6 separate regions of the Homo sapiens genome follow, and all the other regions are linked to region 1. Evidence: chromatin contacts called from ENCODE Hi-C or POLR2A ChIA-PET data. All regions are on one chromosome and are shown on one strand. The core of a region is the stretch at or near the end of the contact, and the rest is flanking DNA. Distances in the headings are between cores, read along the strand shown.

Region 1 (2,941 bases), core at 207-2,706:
TAATTTTTTTTCATGTTGCCTGATGTATAATTAGATGACACTTGGTACTGTGTAACCTACAACTGGGAGCACAACTCTTAAAGTGGCTTAGTTTCTGGAAGTCTTGCCATCAAGATAAAGCTAAATTAAATAGAGGAAATGACACGACGAGTGTCTTTCCAGCTTTGAATAAATTCAGAATTAAAGTCTGTCATCACGAAACAATCTCTTCCAAACCTTAAGTTCTATTTTTAACCATTTAAGTGGCAGATGCCAGGTTATTTCAAAATATCACATACTATTTTCTTTCTTTCTTCATTTGGATGAATGATACAGTGGAGTTCATGCTCTTGCAGGGTCTACCGGTAGGAAGTCCATTCATGAAACCATCAATGTCACTGGTTGCCACAAGACATTTCAAGGAAGAAACTGGCAGATAGAACTAGCACTCGTGGCAATGGAAGGTAGGACTCCCCAACCTCTCAGACTCAATCCCCCACCACTTCCGCGTTGGAATCCGCGACCCTCTTCCCAGAGTTTTCCTGTGGCTTGGGTAGGTCAGCCCTGGGGGCGAGCCAGAGCGGGCACCCGCGCGCCCAGGGGCTTGCCAGCGCAGACCCCACTCCGCCCGCGAGTAGCTTAGTTGGTGGGGAGACTTCAGCTGTCACTCTCGGCCCGCAAAGGCAGATCTGCCCCGATCCCTGCAGCCCTCCCCAGTCCCGGAGACAGGTGTGGGCCGCAGAGGGAAGGGGATCCGGACCAAATGCCCACCCGCAGGCGAGCGACCTGGCGAGGTCGGGCCCACCTTCCTTGGGTTGTAGCGGACGCCGGCAAGCAGGGGTCCAGCGAACGTGGGCATCTGCCCGGCGCCGGATTTTCAACCCACCGCCAGAGATAAGGCTCCCCGCCCACCAGCGAGCCACTTTCCCGCGCGGACACCTCTAACTCCGGCAGCTCAGGCTGGGAACTCGGAGATCCAGAGTGGCCTCCCCTCCCCCCCGCGCATACGTCAGCGCTAGCGTCGTGGAAGCGCCGTAATGTCCCGAAGAAGCGCGTCTCCAAACTTGCACCCCGCTGCCGCAGCTTCAACGGAGAAATCCCTTGCCCCAAGCACACGTCAGCCCTGCCCGCGGAGTCATGGCACAGCAAAAGAGAGGCTCTCCATGGAGATATGCTCCAGAAGGGTGGGTGGCTGTGCCTAAAGGTTTGTTAGAAAAGGACAGTCAGTGAGGCTTGCTGGCTGTGGCGCCTTACGACGCTCTCCCCGACCCCTCGTCATTCAGAAGGTTCCGCAGGTCTCGACAGCGGTGCGCTTGTCAGCCCCATCCGGCGGCCAGCCTCCCTTGCCGGATCGCCCACGTTGTCGGCCTGGTCCGAGTTCTTCATTTCAAAGCATCTGCACCTGCGAGCCCGCGGCCAGAGGCGCTGGGGGCGTTTGTGCGCGTGTATTCTGAGGCGCGTGGTAGTGATGGCGGCGCTCAGTGAGACTTTCCTGTCACTGGCTACTACTACTCCCAACCCTCCTCAAAGCCGCCGGAGCAACCCCCAGGTCTTTACTTTACAATCGGCAATTTGACTTGCTCTGCTGCATGTCTGGAGGGACCAAGGAAAGTGTGGAGACGCTCCAAGGATTAGGTGATCGGAGCTTGAAAAGAAAAAAAGCCAAACAAATAAACAAAACCCACCCACCCTAACAAATATGAGGCTGCTGGAGAGAATGAGGAAAGACTGGTTCATGGTCGGAATAGTGCTGGCGATCGCTGGAGCTAAACTGGAGCCGTCCATAGGGGTGAATGGGGGTAAGTGCTGCACCTCTGCCGGCTCCACCGCGGCTCCCACTTCAGAACTAATTTGTGAGTCTTGGAAAGGTGGGGCAACCCTCATTGCAAGCGCTTGCCAATTTCAGGGGGCACTGACCAGCCTTTGGCCCTTTTGCTGATTTTCTAATTTACCAACCCCAGAGGGAACTTGTAATTAGGAACGAGGCAAAGGAATTTGAGGGCAGGTAGCCTTTTCCGTAGACAAACAATGACTATCCTGAGTGTCAAGAAGTGAGGTTACAGAGAATGAAACTTACTCCTCTTGCCTTCAAAGTAGCATCCTATCCCAAGGGAATCTAGGTTGCTAAGAGTTCCGTATCTATCTTGGAGTGGACCTCATTATCGAGTCTACTTTCGAGTCCTCCCCGCCCCCACATTAAAAAAAAAAGTGGAGGAAAAACAAGAAAAGGGACACCTCCGCCCCCAACTCAGATTTTATGGCCCACATGTTGGAGAGTGATGATTTGCTGTAGTTGCTGGTGCTCCAGAAACTCCCAAGCCGACTGACACGTTGCACTCTTTGATTACAGGACACTTCATTACAGCATACTTCCGTGTGCTGCCGGGATTCAGTTGCTATACTAGCAGTCTAACAGATACAGACTGTTAGACTATGTGTAGTGTAGTGTAGTGTGTGTTTTGGCAAGGAAATGTGGATGGACTGAAAGCATACTTAGATCTCTGAATAGTGGGAGCTTTGTACAGGAGATGATGGGCACTGGTGGGAACATTAGAAATATTAGTTTTTTATGCCCCCCCCAACACCTTTAGACAATCTTGTACTACTTTTCATAAACATTAATTGAATTTATTCAATTCGCTTGTCTTTTTGACCTTGTTTGTCAGTTTCCAAGCTTATTGACAGGTTTAATACCTAACTCATGCAACCGGAGCAAATAAGGATAGAGGTGAACAGGCACAATATTTCATAGTAGGAAGCGCTCAGGAGGATATTTGAAGTTATTTTTATCTTTTTGTTAAAACATGATGGAAGTGAATGAAATGATCTCTTAGGAGAACAGCAGTGGTCCCTTCTCCCCTTAACCTCCACCCCATTACTCTGTTTAGAAGTAGCTTCCGGGAACATTTTAAAAGGAATTATTTAAACCAAAATTGTGGAGATGAAGGATTGTTTGTTTTAA
Region 2 (2,941 bases), core at 278-2,777, 1.9 Mb before region 1:
GCGCTGCCGCTGTCGCCCCTATCTCCAGGGAGTTCCTGACTGGAGCGGCTGAGAGTTCAAGTCTCAGCCCTGGGTTAGGGGTCCGGAATCCCGGAGCTTAACTAACTGTTAAGGAGAGGAGGGGCCTTTGGGCACAGGGTGTCCCCCGGTCCCCCGCCTCGGGCTTTGGCGGGCGCGAAGCGAGGGTGAGGCGGGAGGCCGCACAGCTGCCGCCGCCGGGCTGCGGGTCGCCGAGGGCCGGGGGACCAGATTTAGGTGTATACGTCACTGATGCTGACTCCGGGCCAGCGGGGAGCCTAAAACGGGGCCTTACATGAGAAGCCTAAAAGTCCTTAGAAATCAAAGTTAGGAACCCCATCCTTTTGCTTAGTAACTGCAGCATTTGGGTGGGCGGGAGGAGAATCGAGGAGGGGGCGGTTGGAGGGAAACCGAAATTTCTTCATGCAGACAACCGATCCTTAGAAAACAGTTTGGTTCCTTCCCCCCTCCTGTCTGTTTCTCCCACTTATGTGACCCACCCCCTCCACCCATTATAACGTGAATATCCTCGATGGTAAGCTTGCTTTCAAATTGAACTAGTGGAAAAATCCAATACTAAAGTAGTAAGTACAGTGACAAAATTATAAGGAAGTAGAGGAGCAGCTCTTGACCCTGCCACTTCTTTCATTTATCTTTCTCTCTCTCTCTTTTTTTTTTTTTTTTTTTTTTTTTTTTTTTTGGTGTTAGGGGTCTAAGGGATGGGAGGAAAGCTGTGTTTAAAGGGTTTTTCCAGCACGGTTAAAACAACTAAATTCAAATCGAGTGAACGTGATCGTCTTGCTCGCTGGCAGCGAAGGCTGCTGCTGCTCTGCTGAGAGGTAACTCTGGAGACAGTGGAAAGGGGCTGGGAGAGGAACCTCGAGGGTCGGGTGAAGCCCACCCAGAGTCCTCCCCGCGCGCGGACGCTGTTGGGCGGCGCCAGGGTCTGGGCTGCAGCTCACCTGGAGCTGCAGGTGGAGAGCGTGAGGGGACGACACTTTGCTCGCGGAAAAACCGACTTCTTCCGCGTCAGCACACTTTTCACATCTCTCCAGATATCCTGGGGTCGGTCAGAAGGAGAGCAGGGTGGACGTAAGCAAGTTTGGGGCGGCCGAGCGATGGGGGTGGGGGCAGCGTGCGGAGGCCGCCTGATGTAGCCACCGCCCGGCACCCCAAGCTCCCGCCGCGGCTGCGGCTTTAAGGAAGCTGCCGAGTCCAGGCTGTGTCGCAGCAACTTTGTATCAGTCATGTCGCCCGCCTGGTGACTGACAGCCTGGATTGTCCAATAAGAAGCCCGCCTGACCCGTGCGGCGTGGAGCCTTGCTTCTCTTCGGGCCAATAGGAAGGGTTCAGGGGGGCGGGATAGCAACCTGAACTTTATCTGGACATGTGACCCGCTTTTAAAAGGGCCAGCCCTCCAGCTGGCCCACTCCCCCTCCGGGCTTTCGCCCGCCCTCTCTCCCTCCCTTTTTTGCCCGCCCTGGCCCTGCCCCTGCCCCTGCCCCCTCCTCTCAGCCCCTCCGCGCCCGGGGTGTCATTGGGCCCGGGAGACGGGAGCCAACTTCAGGCTGCTCAGAGGAAGCCCGTGCAGTCAGTCACCTGGGTGCAAGAGCGTTGCTGCCTCGGGCTCTCCCGCTGCAGGGAGAGCGGCACTCGCTGGCCTGGATGTGGTTGGATTTAGGGGGGCTCCGCAGCAGGGGTTTCGTGGCGGTGGCAAGCGCTGCAACAGGTAGACGGCGAGAGACGGACCCCGGCCGAGGCAGGTGTGTAGGGGCGCGCGGCGGGGCACCGCTTGCCGTGCTCGGCGTGCGGCCGCGGCGCGGGAGCGTGCACTTTGCAGGGAGAAGTGGCTGCGTAATCCGGAGGCACAGTCAGTATGGTGCTGTGTGCTTGTTGTTTTGTTTTGGTTTTCCACTTTTCTCCCCCTTTGGCCGCCAGAGGACTATTTTGGGAAAGTTTGGCCACTTTGGATAAATGCCCTCTAACTAGCAGCTTTTAACTGCCTTTGGCAGTGGGAGGTCTACCACCCTTCCCTTTACCCAAAGATGAATTTCGGATCATTTTCCCTGTACAATTTTTAAAGGACGTTTGAATAATATTTCTTTCCTTTATCAATTGCGGACGCTCCCAAATCTCAGCCGGAGGTGTAGCGCATAAGGGCAGTTGAAGGAGATATAGATCCTAATAGATCCTGTATAAAAGGGGCTCTGGAAATTCGTGCATTTCCCGTTCGCTAGCATTCGCGAAACTCTTGAGACAGGCTACGCTTCCTATGGCATCAGTTGGAATTTTAAGGGCAAGGGAGAAGGGGACGAAGCTTCTTTTGGTGGCATCCTTACTCTGCTACTGAATTTTAGGTGCGTGGCTTTGCCTACTCAATTTAAAAAGACCAGGTTTAAATAATAATGGTTTATGGCACCATCAGTTTTAATTATTTATTATGACATAGGAGTTAGGAAAACTTTTGATAGCAGACGAGCTTTTGAAACCGCCGAATTTTAAAGGCACCAAATTGCTTCCTAACATTTTGTATTGCCATTTCTCTAGGTGCTGTTATTGATGATATTTACATAGTAATGATAACAGCATTCTCCATCTGTGAAGTCCTGCTGTGAAGTTTAAATTTTATGTTTGACATCGTGGCAGCTATCATGGAAAAGCTTGAGAGGAGAAGTTTTAAAAAATAATTTAAAGTGGAGCTTTTTCCTTTAAGGGAGGCATAGTTTTGTTTGGCGATTTTTGGAAAGATCAGGTGGCTCGGTAAATTAGGTGAGTGAATAGAAATCAGGTGTGCTCAGTTCTAACTGGTTCTCCCGCTCTCTCAGGTGACCTTGGGCAGATTTCTATCATTTACCTCATCTATAAAAGAGAGGAACATAATAGTTATGTAGTGGGGAATGACAAAAAATAGTTACATATAGTG
Region 3 (2,941 bases), core at 195-2,694, 1.5 Mb before region 1:
ACTAGAGATACAAGCCCCTGATTCCAGCCTGTATAAGCACTGAATGCAATCTAAATTCAAAAGGGTAGAGCGAGGAGAATACGCATTAAGAAAAGAAATGAATGCTTATTTGAAGTGACTAAATCCCCCAAATACCAAGATATTTCACTACGGTTATACAATACGAGATCAAATCAGAAGTTTGCACTGCAATGAAAGATTCTAAACTCTCATTTGCCAGGTCTCTGAGCAGAAGCTAACACATTAGTGAAATGATCTTTCATGCCAGTCTGGGAAACATACAGCATAAGTCTAGAACAGCTGTCCTGGGCAAGAGTGTTTGAAAATGTTAATAAAGACAGAAGGAAATATTGTAGATCTGTATATTATGGGAAAATCTCTGTTCAAATAAATGCCAGTTATTCCTTAAGTGCCAGGAGAGGGAGAACTCCACACGCAAGCACATTGTTTGGCTCCCCACGAGCACACCGAGGGACAACAGCAGTGCAGAGAAACAAAGGCCTGTGACATGCAAGTCGCCATAACCCACGGCGTTGGGGGAGAAGGACTTTGCTGCCCATCAGGAAGGTTCGGAGTAGACCCACTGGCTCATCATTTACAGTCTGAGGACTTCCTGTCAGGCCTTGTGCTAGTCCCTGGGGACACCCAGGAAACCGTGACACCACCTGCTCTGCAGCCAAGTGAGTGGAGAATGCCCAATTAATAACCATAATACAGGCACTGAGAGCCATGTAGCGATCTGCCCAAGGTCCCTCAGAGGAAGAGTGGAGGAAGCACCTAATAACCATGGGGATAGCCAGGAGGGCTTCCTGGAGGAGGCAGCATCTGTGCGGAGCTAATGCTGAAGCTGATGCTACCATAGTCAACATCGTCATCACCTCCCCACACCCAGGCTCATGTGAGGCACAACTGTGCAATCTAGCCCTGTGCTAGATGCAACAGGCAGGCACTAGTACACTTATTCCCAACCACCCTATTATTCCACATGACATATGAGAAGACCATCTCAGAAAGGTGAAAGCAACTTACTCAAGGTCATGTTTCTAGTAAACCCTGTTTTGACAAGACAGCACAGATCTCAGACCCTCAAGTCCTTTTCAGTGACTAGAATGGAATATGGAAAGAATGGTGAGAGATGCAAGTACCGGGATATTCAGGAGGCACAATCATAACCTAAAGGCAAAGAGGGGCCATTGAAGGATTGTACGCATGCAAATTACAAATGCCTAAGACTCTGCCACTCTGCAGAGAGACCTGGGTGCCAGAGCTGGCACTATCATTGTTGGCTGAGTGCCAGCTTGCAGTTTCTTCCTCCCCTAGGCTTGTTCCTCTTTTTGTCAATAGCTAGAGGCTATGCTGAGAAGGAAGCGAATGACTTACGAGTGCCCCCCAGAGGTTGGCCCACAGTTGCCATCATTAGCCTGCACTTAGTGTCATCCACAACTGAAACTTGGCTGAGCAACCTAAACTCCCTCAGCTAACGTGAAGAGAGTCATGACTCATCGGCTGGGTCACTGTGGGTTTAAATGAGATGATAGGCGTAAAGCCCTGAAGCATAGCAAGCAGTCAATAAATGAAGCCCTCACTACTATTACATATTTCTAGGTCAGATCTTACCTCTGATTTCTAGGGTTATATCATCACTAACCATTTAATTTACCAAAAGACAGCAAATCAGCTATGCAAAGGGAAAAAAGTATGACTATATTAAGTAGATGTCATCATTTAAAAAATCTAAAGTTGCTTATAGAAACATGGCATCCTGGATTTGAGCTTGAAACAGAGAAAGAACATTATTGGAAAGACTGGTGAAGTCCATATGAAGTCTGTGGTTTAGTTAACAGTACTGTATCAACACTAATTTCATTATTTTTAACAAAGGTACCACAGTTCTGTAAGATGCTAAGAGCCGGAGGTGGGGTGGGGGCGGGAAGTGAAGAGGGGAAGTGAAGGGTCTACGGAAGCTCTGTAGTATCTTTGTAACTTTTCTGCATACCTTAAACTATTCCAAAATAAAAATTTATTTTAAATGATACATTATAAAAAGAACAACCCCACATAGGTTTTTCAGTCACTGAAACACTAAAAGCCTTCTGAAATTATAAATAAACATTTGAGGGCATCCAAAACCCATAGGGAAAATGTCTGGTTGGTTTAATGACAAGAAGAGATGTGTGAAGCTTACACTGAAAATCACCTGGCACTCTCCATCTACCACCACAGTGGTTAACTGCACTTCCTAAAGCTGGGTTTTAAGAAAGGTGGGCCCTTCCAAACAGACCTGTTTTGATTACTGATTAGCTCAAGATCAGTAAACTTATTCTGTAAAGGGCCAGAGAGTAAATACTTCAAGCTTGGCAGGCCTTCTGCAACTACTCAATTCTGCTATCACTGTCAGTGAAAAAGCAGCCACAGACAAAACGTAAACAACTAAGTGTAGCTGTGTTCCAATAAAACTTTATAAAGACAGGTGGCAGTGGGCCACGGTTTGCTCACCCCTGGATTAAACAGACCAGATAAGAAGCCTGGAAGGGACGTGGGGTTTGGGGGAGATGAAGACAATTCGGATGGAGAATCCCCTCCATCTTCACTGGTTTTGTGGTGCGGGGCTCCCCTGTTCGTGCCTGGGGCTGACCCACACATACCCAGTGCTTTCCTGCAGCAGAGGCCTTCTTCAACTGTATAAGATCATCTCTCAAGCAGCAGGGAGCCAGCCAATACATGAAGCCAGCACGTAAAAGCAGTAACTTGTTCACCTTTGAGAACAAATATCTTTATTTTGTTGCTTCCCTGAGACGGAGTCTTGCTCTGTCACTCAGGCTGGAGTGCAGTGGCGCAATCTTGGCTCATTGCAACCTCCGCCTTCCAGGTTCAAGCAATTCTCGTGCTTCGCCTCCCGAGTAGCTGGGATTACAGGTGCATACCACCATGCCAGGCTAAT
Region 4 (2,941 bases), core at 122-2,621, 1.4 Mb after region 1:
AGAAGTTAGGAGTGGTACACGGCTCTGATTTCAAAGAGTTTTAAGTTTAAGACATTTAGAAGAACTCTAACTTAATATTGTTTTCTCCCCCTCTCTCCCAATTGTTAGATGCTCTTCCAACAAACAAACAAACAAAAAAACTCCCTTTTTTAAAATAGGGGAGAACTAAGTTCTCAAAAAGCTCACAAACCCCAAACAGCTTTTGGTTCAAATACAGGTTCTGAGCCTTTGGTTACACTAACAAAGTATTAGTGTCAGGTGGCTGGTATACAATGAATATTCTCAGAATATGGGACAAACTACTGCAACATAAATGCCACTATCATAAATGACTAGTTAGCAGTCCTGTTGGGAAAGAGTAAAAAAATAAAACATGTTATTTGGACAGTTCTTCCTCTTATAGATTTTTACCATCAAAAAAGAGAAAATAAGCTTATGTAGTTAATGGGAGGTGGGAATTCGGCTTTGGCTGTCATTCATTCACAATACGTATTAAATGCCTACAATGTACGAAGCCCTGAAGAGATAATAAAGGTATTCTGAGTAAAGACATCAACCTTGATCTCAATGAGTATTAGATACAATAAAAGGAAAAACGGGTAAGGGGAGAAAGTGCCTAGTGCTACAAAAGCGTACCAAAAAAACTATAGGATTTCTACTGGGAAACTACTTGGGACAACCCCAGTCATAGCTGCGTACACGCTGTTCTGAGAAAAGCAGAGTGACATGTGGGCATCATTTCTATAAAGCCTGGGAGTGGACAGCGAGTATTCGACTTCATGGCGGCAAGATGCCATGACTCATTCCACTCAACAAAACGTGGAAGCCACGACTTCCCACAACCAAATATGCACATGTGACAATATATCCATTTTGGGTGCTGGAGGAGTGTGGGGGTACTAGAGAGTGCTGTAAGTTCTAAAGGTGCCTTCCTCTCCAGCAGGTTTAGCTTCAGGGCGGGAGTGGGGTAAAGGGGGAGTGGAGACTACGGCATCTAGGTCCATTCTCGAAGTCCCTCGCGGGTGTGGCAGGCAACAGCGGCGACAGCCGGGTCGGCTGGAGGGGAAGACCGAGGCGCCCCCAAGCTCTCGGCGTCGCCCGCGCTCCATCAGTTCCAGCTGTCCCGCAGGAACCGCTGCCACGCGCTGCTGCTGTCTCCGCCACCTAAGGCCTAACCAAAGGCTCTCGGAGAACGTCCCTACATTCTTTCCAACCTGGCAGATGGCAGCTAACGGCCAAACCTCTCCGGGCTATTCACGTACCTGGAGAAAACGATCCCCTTGCGGAGGGGAGCACAGAGGCCAAATCAGCTCTTGCCTTCACTTTTCAGCCACACAGCGTGTTCTCACGGCCACCGGCCAAAATGGCGGTGCCCAGCCGCCGCACGCGCAAGCCATAGGACGTAGTGCGCGCGCGCGACATAGAGCGTGAGGCGGAACCCTGGAGGTAGGTAGGGAGATATGACGTCATTGAGCTGCGACCCTTGTTCAACGCCGTTGGCGAAGCCAGCTGCTGGAGGTGCCGAGAATCTGAGTTTCGGCAAGCAGCCAGGTCTGGAAACTGTGAGTGTGTGGGCTTTTCTCCGACGTCGAGCGTGGTCCTAGCGTAAACAGATGCATTCGCCTCTCCGGTTTCAATCTTTTTTTACGTTTGCGCTTTCCTCAAGGCCGGTGGGTCAGGAGTGGAGCCTTAGTCATTCTAACGCTGGAGGTGTCAGTAGGACCAACAGAGTCTGGTGCCGACACGGCTTACTGTTGCGCGCTCTTCTAGGCCTCAACTTCCTCTCAACTGTGTGGTCAGTTCAGGGCCGGGAATCCAATCTTTTCCGAGCTCCATATTTTATCCACTTGGTGGCGTCCAGTCCCAAGTCCGGCAGTTGAATTCTGCCCTAAAGATGGGCTTTATTTCTATCTTTTTTTAGGTAACAGGACATTCAGTTAGTAATGATGGTTGCAGGTTGAATAGTCTCGCCCTAGATCTCACCTAACTTGCAGGCAAGTGACAACTAGTTCATAACTGAACCTATTCATCTGTTTATTCATTCAGTAAATTACTTATTGAGCGTTTAAGCCTCAGGCCTTGCCAAAGTTTACAGTCCGTTGTGTCTGCCGTTATTTAGTAAGTATCAAGTGCTTGTGTGCCGATTAAAGAACAACTTCGGATACAATGGGAGGTGTCAAGGAAACGGTATGCAGAACTATTGCACCTATTTTGAATAGCATATATAACAATGTTCAGTAGCAGTAACTGCGCTACCAAAGCAGTTTTACATATTGTTCACGATCCAGTATTGAAGTGTTTTTTCACATATGAATAGACTTAGTAAAATTAACAAAAGATGTGAAAGATGAGGTCAACCTTTTTAGAATGGGCCAGTTATTCACTTCAAAATCTTGAAGCCATTTTCCTGACCTTATCTTCTATGGTAAGAGCATATGTAAGTGAACTTTTAACATTTTTTTCTTATTTTTGTGCTTTTTGGGACAGTGTCTTGCTCTGTTACGCAGGCTGGAGTGCAGTAGCACGATCTCGGCTCACTGCAACCTCCGCCTCCCAGTTCAGGTGATCCTCCTGTCTCAGCCCCCCTGGGACTACAGGTGTGTGCCGCCACACCAGGCTGATTTTTTGGAATTTTTTTAGAGACAGGGTTTCACCATATTCCAGGCTGGTCTCGAACTCCTGGGCTCAAGCAATCCACCTGCCTTGGCCTCCCAAACTGCTGGGATTACAGGTGTGAGCCACCGGGCTGGGTCTTAAATAAAACTTTTGACAGCTAGAGGGCAGGTATGACTGTTCTCTGCATCACTCAATGAATATTTAAAATGAGGATCTTAGTGGGGTGATGGGATCACACCTGTAATCCCAGCTACTTGGGAGGCTGAGGTGGGAGGATCGCTTGAAGCAAGGTGTTCAAGACCAGCCTGGGTAACATAGCTAGATC
Region 5 (2,941 bases), core at 312-2,811, 1.3 Mb after region 1:
TTTTTTTTTTTTGAGACGGAGTTTCGCTCTTGTTGCCCAGGCTGGAATGCAATGTTGGGATCTCGGCTCACCGCAACCTCTGCCTCCTGGGTTCAAGCTATTCTCCTGCCTCAGCCTCCCGAGTAGCTGGGAGTAGCCTCCCGAGTAGCATGTGCCACCACGCCCGACTAATTTTGTATTTTTAGTAGAGACGGGGTTTCTCCATGTTGGTCAGGCTGGTCTCGAACTCCTGACCTCAGGTGACCGGGCTGCCTCGGCCTCCCAAAGTGCTGGGATTACAGGCGTGAGCCACCACGCCCAGCTGAAACTATACTTTTCTAAACCTGATTTCAAAGTGTTTCTTCGCTACAACAAGTAAATTTGAGGCAGGGACATTTTTTCATTTAGGTAACGATAACGTTTGTATTCTCTAAAAGCAGCATAATTTGAGATACAATATTTAAACATTAAGAAATCAAAGACGCTCCAAGGAAAGTGAATACATGACTGATTGCTTGCACTGAAAATACTGAAAAGTGTCTAACGTAGTTTTTAAAAAATTTTTGTCGTTGGACTCTCACCACCTGGCCTGCCTTGCCCCCCATTCCAAGGTATTTGACTACATGTCTAAACCTATAGTAATGCTCCCTTTTCTTCTCCCTCTCCTCCACCATAGCCTAAAAGACTGAATTAGTTCCTATGATTAACCATGTATTTAAATAAGGACACCAGATGTTGTATCTTAGCAAAATAAAATTTTGGTGCAACAGAAGCATGCTGGATAAATTCTGGGTTCTAAAGCATAATTTAACTTTGTCAATTCCCTGCCATTCAACGTCGGAGGGTGGGAAGTTGAGCTGAAGCCTCGAGCACTGGTGGAAGCCATGGCCAGTCCAGTCAGCATGTTATCAAGCAATTTACAAGATGAATTTTTTAAGGGGGAAAAAAAAACCCTAACGTCTTCCGACAGTGACATGTCTCTGTGATGGGGTGCTCAGCTACAGTGACAGGGTGAACAAAAATGTCTTTGGCAAAGCCTTCATCTTGCCGTAGTACGTGAGCTGTACTACTAATAGCAATCAGCAGTCCACGGTTGATTTATGGACAGAGTGTGTCGTCCCGCACCGTGCCAGTTCCCGGAGCCTCAGCCAATTAGCTCTATTTTCTGCTTAAGCCGTTAAAGCCACCTCCATGGAAACACCAGGAGAGCAGGCCGGGGGGAAGGGAGCAGACAGGTGCGCCCTCTGGAAAGAAATACACAAAGGGCCGACACTGCGCCGCCGTGTCCCTGGCAACTCCACGCCAGCCCGGCGCGCGCGATTCCCGCGGCGCAGCGGCAGGGTTGGCGGGTGGCGCGCGCAGGTCGCCCCACATCGGCCGGCGGAGCCCCTCGGCCTGCTCGCGGACGCGGCGCCAGTGCAGCGCGAAGCCGGCTTGGGGCGGTGGCGGTGGCGGCGGCGCGCCCGCGCTGTAGGGACTTGTAGTCCGCGCGCCTCCCGGGCACCTCCCCCGGGTAGGCCGGCCAGCGCGTCCCCGCCCGCCGCAAGCCGACTTCCTGCGGCTGCCAAGACTACATCTCCCGCCGTCCTCTCCGCTGTCGGGCCGAAAGCGAAAACAAATTCTGGGCTGCGAGGTGCTGTTCTCTCCCGGGCGCCCCCACCCGCTCCCTGCCCCTCCGGCGCCCTCCAGCGAGGTGGGGAAACGAAAGGCCGCGTCTTTCTTTTTGGTTTCCTCGGCTCCCGGCGTGGGGAGTGCGCGGGGGCGCAGGCCCCGCTTCACCTGAGCCGGCCCAGCGTGCGCGCCAGGGGCGGGGGTTTTCTCGCTTCACACCGGTACGGAGGAGGAAACTTGTGGGGGCGGCGACCCCCGGCCTGGGTCCTGAGTCAGGCAGCGAGGCCGTCGGGAAGTGACTACTCACTCTCGGGGTTTTCCTTAATCCCGCTCCCCCCGTTTGTCGTGGGCGCGTGTTCGCTCCGAGGAGGCGGCCGCGTGCGGACAGCCATGCATTAGGCAGGGCTTCCCTATGCGCCCGGAGAGCGCGGACCGCTGCCTCGGGCCGCCGCCGCCTGCCGCCGCTCGCGGAGCCCGAGCCCCAGCCCGAGCCGCCGCCTGCCCCAGGCCGGGGCGTCGAGCAGCCGGCGGCCTGGCCATGTGGGGCTAGCCCTCGCCGCGCCTGGCCTGCAGCAGGACCAGCAACATGGAGGCTGCCGTCGGCGTCCCCGACGGCGGGGACCAGGGCGGCGCGGGGCCCCGCGAGGACGCGACGCCCATGGACGCCTATCTGCGGAAACTGGGCTTGTATCGGAAACTGGTCGCCAAGGACGGGTCGTGCCTGTTCCGGGCCGTGGCGGAGCAGGTAATTGCGGGGGGGCGGGGAGGGCTTCGAGGGGAGGCGGGGACGGCCCGGCGGGTCTGGGTGGGGAGGCAGCTGCGGGCTGTCCGGGCCGCCCACGGCCGGGGCTGCGCGTGCCCTGGCTGTCGTCACAGCGCCCCATTGTAACGCCGGAGTGGGACGCTGCTTTGCGTCTGAAAGGTGCAAATTGAAACTCGAAAGCCCGCAAATTAACGGGGTGTCTCTCTCCTGATGAAGAGGTAATGAGTTGAGGACAACTTGTGAGGCCTGCTCGGAGCTTGTACAGTTGATTTATTGCTGGGGACCTGGCGACATGATATTTTTTACTTTTGTTCCGCATTCACCTTCCTTCCCTTCGTTTGAGAAGCACCACGCTCACCCCACTCCAGTAAACCAAGTGTTTACTAGAAGTGGTGGATCAAACTTTACTTGTGGAACATATTTTGGTTTGCTGCTGGACTTTGGAATGTAGGGTAGGCAAGCTCGCCCATGTCACTTGAATCAAATGGGCAAACTGCCGTTTGAGAAAACCAGCCTTTTACAAATATAGAATATTTTGAAGGATTTGTCTTGAGTAGGTTCCACCCTTTATTATGCTCTGCTGGGCTG
Region 6 (2,941 bases), core at 228-2,727, 1.0 Mb after region 1:
TCTGAGATTTAGCGGCTGAGAGTTTCAGCAACAGGAAGAAATAACAGAAATCATGCAACTTCTGTATCATTCCACGTACTTTGAAACTTCAGATACAATGGAAAGAAAAGAGGGGGGAGGGCAGAGAAAAAGGACAGTTGTCTCAGCACTCACGAAAAGGATGCTTTCTCAGGAGATGGTTCTGAGACCGGCCTCAATTTTCAGAAGGAACGCGCCTTTACTGGTTATCTTGCACCGTGTATTTAAAAATTGCATGCTCTTCAAAATAAACAAAAGCTCAGCTACTGTAGCTGTGAGATCTGGCAGGCATTTGTTCCTCCTCCCCTCCTAAAGCACATCAAGAAAACGTTCTCCCTTTAAAGCCTTCATACAGTTTCAGCAACTAGAAAAACAAGCCCACATCTGTCTCTCACGCCCACCACCCCCACCTTCCTACAGAAACAACCCCGAGAAACACTAACAAAGACAGGGAGCAGAGTAAAGGAACAGTTGTTCAACCGCGAACTCACGAATACACATGCAGTGAGGCAATCGACTCCGGTAAAGGGAAAGGAACGAGACACCAGGAGACGCAGCGGGTGTAGGCGGAAGAGGGGGAAAAAATTACGCGCCGCCGCCAAACCTTTGAATAAATTAGAGGGGATCTCGGTGCGAACTTTCCTTGACCTCGACCCCAAAGAGGCTTGCTGGGGCCGAGAAGAAAACCCGTGCGGGATGTGGAGGGGCCCGGGGCGCCGGGGTCCCCCGCCCGCGAGACCCGCTCCACCAGGCGCCTTGGAGAGCAGCGCCAGCGGTCGTCCTCCAGCTCCCGCAGGGGTCGCCCCGCCGGCGCGGGGGACACAATGGGTCCGCGGGCCACGCGAACGGGCCTCGGCCCGGCGGCAGCACGGGAGAGATGTGAGGAGCGCGCGGAAGGGGAGCGCGGCCGGGGAGATCCCAGCGCGGTCAGGCCCGGGAGCCGAGGCTCGGGGGCCCGGGAACTGGGCTTCCCACAGCAGAAGACCCAACAAAGACACCAGGGGAGCCCGGCGGGCTGGGCGCGAGAAGACGTGGTAGCAGGTTCGCTCCTCCGAGCAGACGGGAGGCGCCATCATGGGGGGGGGGGGTCGCGGCCCGCCCCGCGCAGAAAGAGCCCCCTTCCCGCCGCTGCCCGCGCCCCCAGCCCAGCACGACCGCGGCGGCCCCACGCGTGCAGAGACGGCGGCGGCGGCGCTGGAAAGCCCGGGGCGCCGAGGGGAGGGCTGGGACGCGGCATGAAGGGAAAGTTCGGTTCGGGTCTGTTTCGTTTTACCGGGTTGGCGGCGCGCCCGTCCGTGTGGGAGCACGAGTGGCCGGGCGAGCGGGGTCTCGCGGCCCGGGTCCGGACGGCCGGGCGCTGCGCCACTCTCCGCTCCCCGAGCCTCGGCCCGGGTTGAGCCGCTCGGCCTCTCCTTTCTCCGCCCGCCCGCCTGCTTTCTCCTGGAGCCTGGATTGATCTGGTCGCGCTGGCGTCAGGGAGTCGGAGCTGCCCAGCCTCCACTCCTCAGCTGCCAATACCCGGCGCACTCGCCTGCCCGCCCGCCCGCTCACACGCTCACCCGCTCACCCGCGCGCCGCCGCCGCTGCCGCGCGACCAGGGATCCTCTCCAAATTCCCGGCCCGGCCGGCGTGAGCGCAGCGCGGCCGGGGCCGGAGGACGGCGCGGGGGAGCGGCCGGAGCCACCCCCTTCTACCGGCAGCCCCACGCCCCGTTTCTTCCTGGAGAAAAAACAGTGTGGCGGCGTTCAGGCTTTCCTAACCCTGCCTTTTTAGTCCCGGTGGAGCGGACTTAGTCCATTATCTGCAAGTGAATTTCGATGTTCCATATGTTTATTTTCTGAAATGTTCATTAACGCTTCCACCGCGCCCACTGAATCGTTCTATAAACGTGGAGTGCATGTTGACAGTTACCTTTCGAGACGCGCCCTTTTATGTCTATCTTTCGTTGCCCCTCACTCACTCTCCAATAATTTGCAGGCCCCAGAAGTTGTACGTACCCAGAATTGGATAGCCTAGTAAATACTGCACGTGGTTATACAAACCCTGAGTCAACAGATGCGTTTTGTGTCAACTCAGGATCCAGTGATTCGAGTAGGTAACCTTGTTGCTCCAAATAATGGCATGCCATAAGGAGATACTGCTTTAGAACTCCACATTTTTGGTCCAATTTCTACAGTCTTTTAGATGATGCCAACTCCCCCGCACTTAACTCTTACCTACCTGATCTGCATAGACATTGAAAATATCTTCTTGCAAGAGTCAACTTTTCTCTTGGCTAACTCTTGAAGCTGCATAAAATCTTGCATAATTACTATAATGTTGAGTTACGTTTAGAAAAAATGATTTTTTTTTGAGGAATAAATTTCACATGAAGCAAAAAAAAAAAAAAAAAAATCACTCCCAGCAATGTATATCAGAATATGTCTTCTAATTAAATTCCTTTTTCCCTTAACCTATTTGAGCACTTACTGGTCAATTCGTGGGCCTCATCTTATTTTCCCTAAAAGCAGCGTTTGACGCAGTTGATCATTCTCTGCTCCTTAGAACAACAGGAAAGTGAACCTTGTTAAATGCCACTCGGATCAGGCCACTCCTCTGTTGAAAACCCTCCCTTGATAAATAGTATAAAGTATCCCATACAAGAGAACATTATTCAGCCATAAAAAGGAATGAAGTACTGATACTGATGCATGCTACATGGATAACCTTTCAAAACGTGAAGGGAAAGAAGACAGACCACACATTGTATTCTTCCACATATGTGAAATGCTCAGAGTAGGCAAGGCTATGGAGACAGAAAGTAGATTGGTGGTTTGCATAGGGTTGGGGAAATGAGGAACCTGGGGAGTGACAGCTAAAGGTTATGGGGTGACAAAATTGTTCTAAAACTAGTTTCTGGTGATGGTTGCACAACTCTGTGCAT

Evidence for each region. A loop is a pair of places that touch in the nucleus more often than their neighbours do. ChIA-PET counts read pairs that join two places held with the same protein, here RNA polymerase II (POLR2A). Pooled maps may share reads with other maps.
Region 2: a map of B cell shows a loop between it and region 1 (20-fold over the local background). The contact joins the promoter of NR3C2 here to the promoter of SLC10A7 in region 1. A Hi-C loop is called at or near these places in 3 of 168 maps with a recorded cell type or tissue (B cell, CD8-positive, alpha-beta T cell and naive thymus-derived CD4-positive, alpha-beta T cell), 1 of 37 single-sample maps with no recorded cell type and 16 of 50 pooled maps.
Region 3: a loop to region 1 is called in a map with no recorded cell type, with 7 times the contacts of the local background. The contact joins the enhancer-like site here to the promoter of SLC10A7 in region 1. A Hi-C loop is called at or near these places in 1 of 37 single-sample maps with no recorded cell type and 5 of 50 pooled maps. POLR2A ChIA-PET finds 5 or more read pairs at or near these places in 1 of 52 experiments (T-cell).
Region 4: a loop to region 1 is called in a map of CD8-positive, alpha-beta T cell, with 7 times the contacts of the local background. The contact joins the promoter of ABCE1 here to the promoter of SLC10A7 in region 1. A Hi-C loop is called at or near these places in 3 of 168 maps with a recorded cell type or tissue (CD8-positive, alpha-beta T cell and naive thymus-derived CD4-positive, alpha-beta T cell) and 14 of 50 pooled maps.
Region 5: a map of OCI-LY7 shows a loop between it and region 1 (7-fold over the local background). The contact joins the promoter of OTUD4 here to the promoter of SLC10A7 in region 1. A Hi-C loop is called at or near these places in 3 of 168 maps with a recorded cell type or tissue (CD4-positive, alpha-beta memory T cell, OCI-LY7 and naive thymus-derived CD4-positive, alpha-beta T cell), 3 of 37 single-sample maps with no recorded cell type and 17 of 50 pooled maps. POLR2A ChIA-PET finds 5 or more read pairs at or near these places in 1 of 52 experiments (activated CD4-positive, alpha-beta T cell).
Region 6: a loop to region 1 is called in a map of gastrocnemius medialis, with 7 times the contacts of the local background. The contact joins the promoter of SMAD1 here to the promoter of SLC10A7 in region 1. A Hi-C loop is called at or near these places in 1 of 168 maps with a recorded cell type or tissue (gastrocnemius medialis), 2 of 37 single-sample maps with no recorded cell type and 12 of 50 pooled maps.

What each region holds. Positions count from the first base shown.
Region 1 is chr4:146,520,455-146,523,395 of GRCh38, reverse strand. It overlaps SLC10A7 (solute carrier family 10 member 7), which reads left to right and starts at 1,456. Exons shown (of 12, transcript NM_001029998.6): 1 at 1,456-1,778. The coding sequence starts at 1,679. RefSeq lists enhancers at 609-688, 859-1,278, 1,289-1,368, 1,589-1,658, 2,099-2,328.
Region 2 is chr4:148,441,000-148,443,940 of GRCh38, reverse strand. It overlaps NR3C2 (nuclear receptor subfamily 3 group C member 2), which reads left to right and starts at 1,527. Exons shown (of 9, transcript NM_000901.5): 1 at 1,527-1,781. RefSeq lists a silencer at 1,330-1,619.
Region 3 is chr4:148,055,539-148,058,479 of GRCh38, reverse strand. The region is part of intron 20 of ARHGAP10 (Rho GTPase activating protein 10); the gene reads right to left. Among named protein-coding and RNA genes, the nearest start is that of MIR4799, 270 kb to the right of the region's middle. RefSeq lists an enhancer at 2,358-2,941. Within about 2 kb of position 1,444, at least 9 of the 41 ENCODE cell types and tissues checked have a DNase peak (open chromatin) inside an H3K27ac peak, as active enhancers do.
Region 4 is chr4:145,096,741-145,099,681 of GRCh38, reverse strand. ABCE1 (ATP binding cassette subfamily E member 1) reads right to left here and starts at 1,371. Exons shown (of 18, transcript NM_002940.3): 1 at 1,263-1,371. ANAPC10 (anaphase promoting complex subunit 10) reads left to right here and starts at 1,486. Exons shown (of 5, transcript NM_001256706.2): 1 at 1,486-1,562. RefSeq lists enhancers at 1,060-1,139, 488-1,359, 1,390-1,649, 1,730-1,779, 913-2,112 and 1 more.
Region 5 is chr4:145,179,209-145,182,149 of GRCh38, reverse strand. OTUD4 (OTU deubiquitinase 4) reads left to right here and starts at 1,561. Exons shown (of 21, transcript NM_001366057.1): 1 at 1,561-2,335. The coding sequence starts at 2,177. RefSeq lists silencers at 1,155-1,554, 1,645-1,874, 1,995-2,454 and enhancers at 800-1,629, 1,630-2,459.
Region 6 is chr4:145,480,389-145,483,329 of GRCh38, reverse strand. SMAD1 (SMAD family member 1) reads right to left here and starts at 1,477. Exons shown (of 7, transcript NM_005900.3): 1 at 1,292-1,477. RefSeq lists silencers at 659-758, 849-908, 1,249-1,408, 1,579-1,708.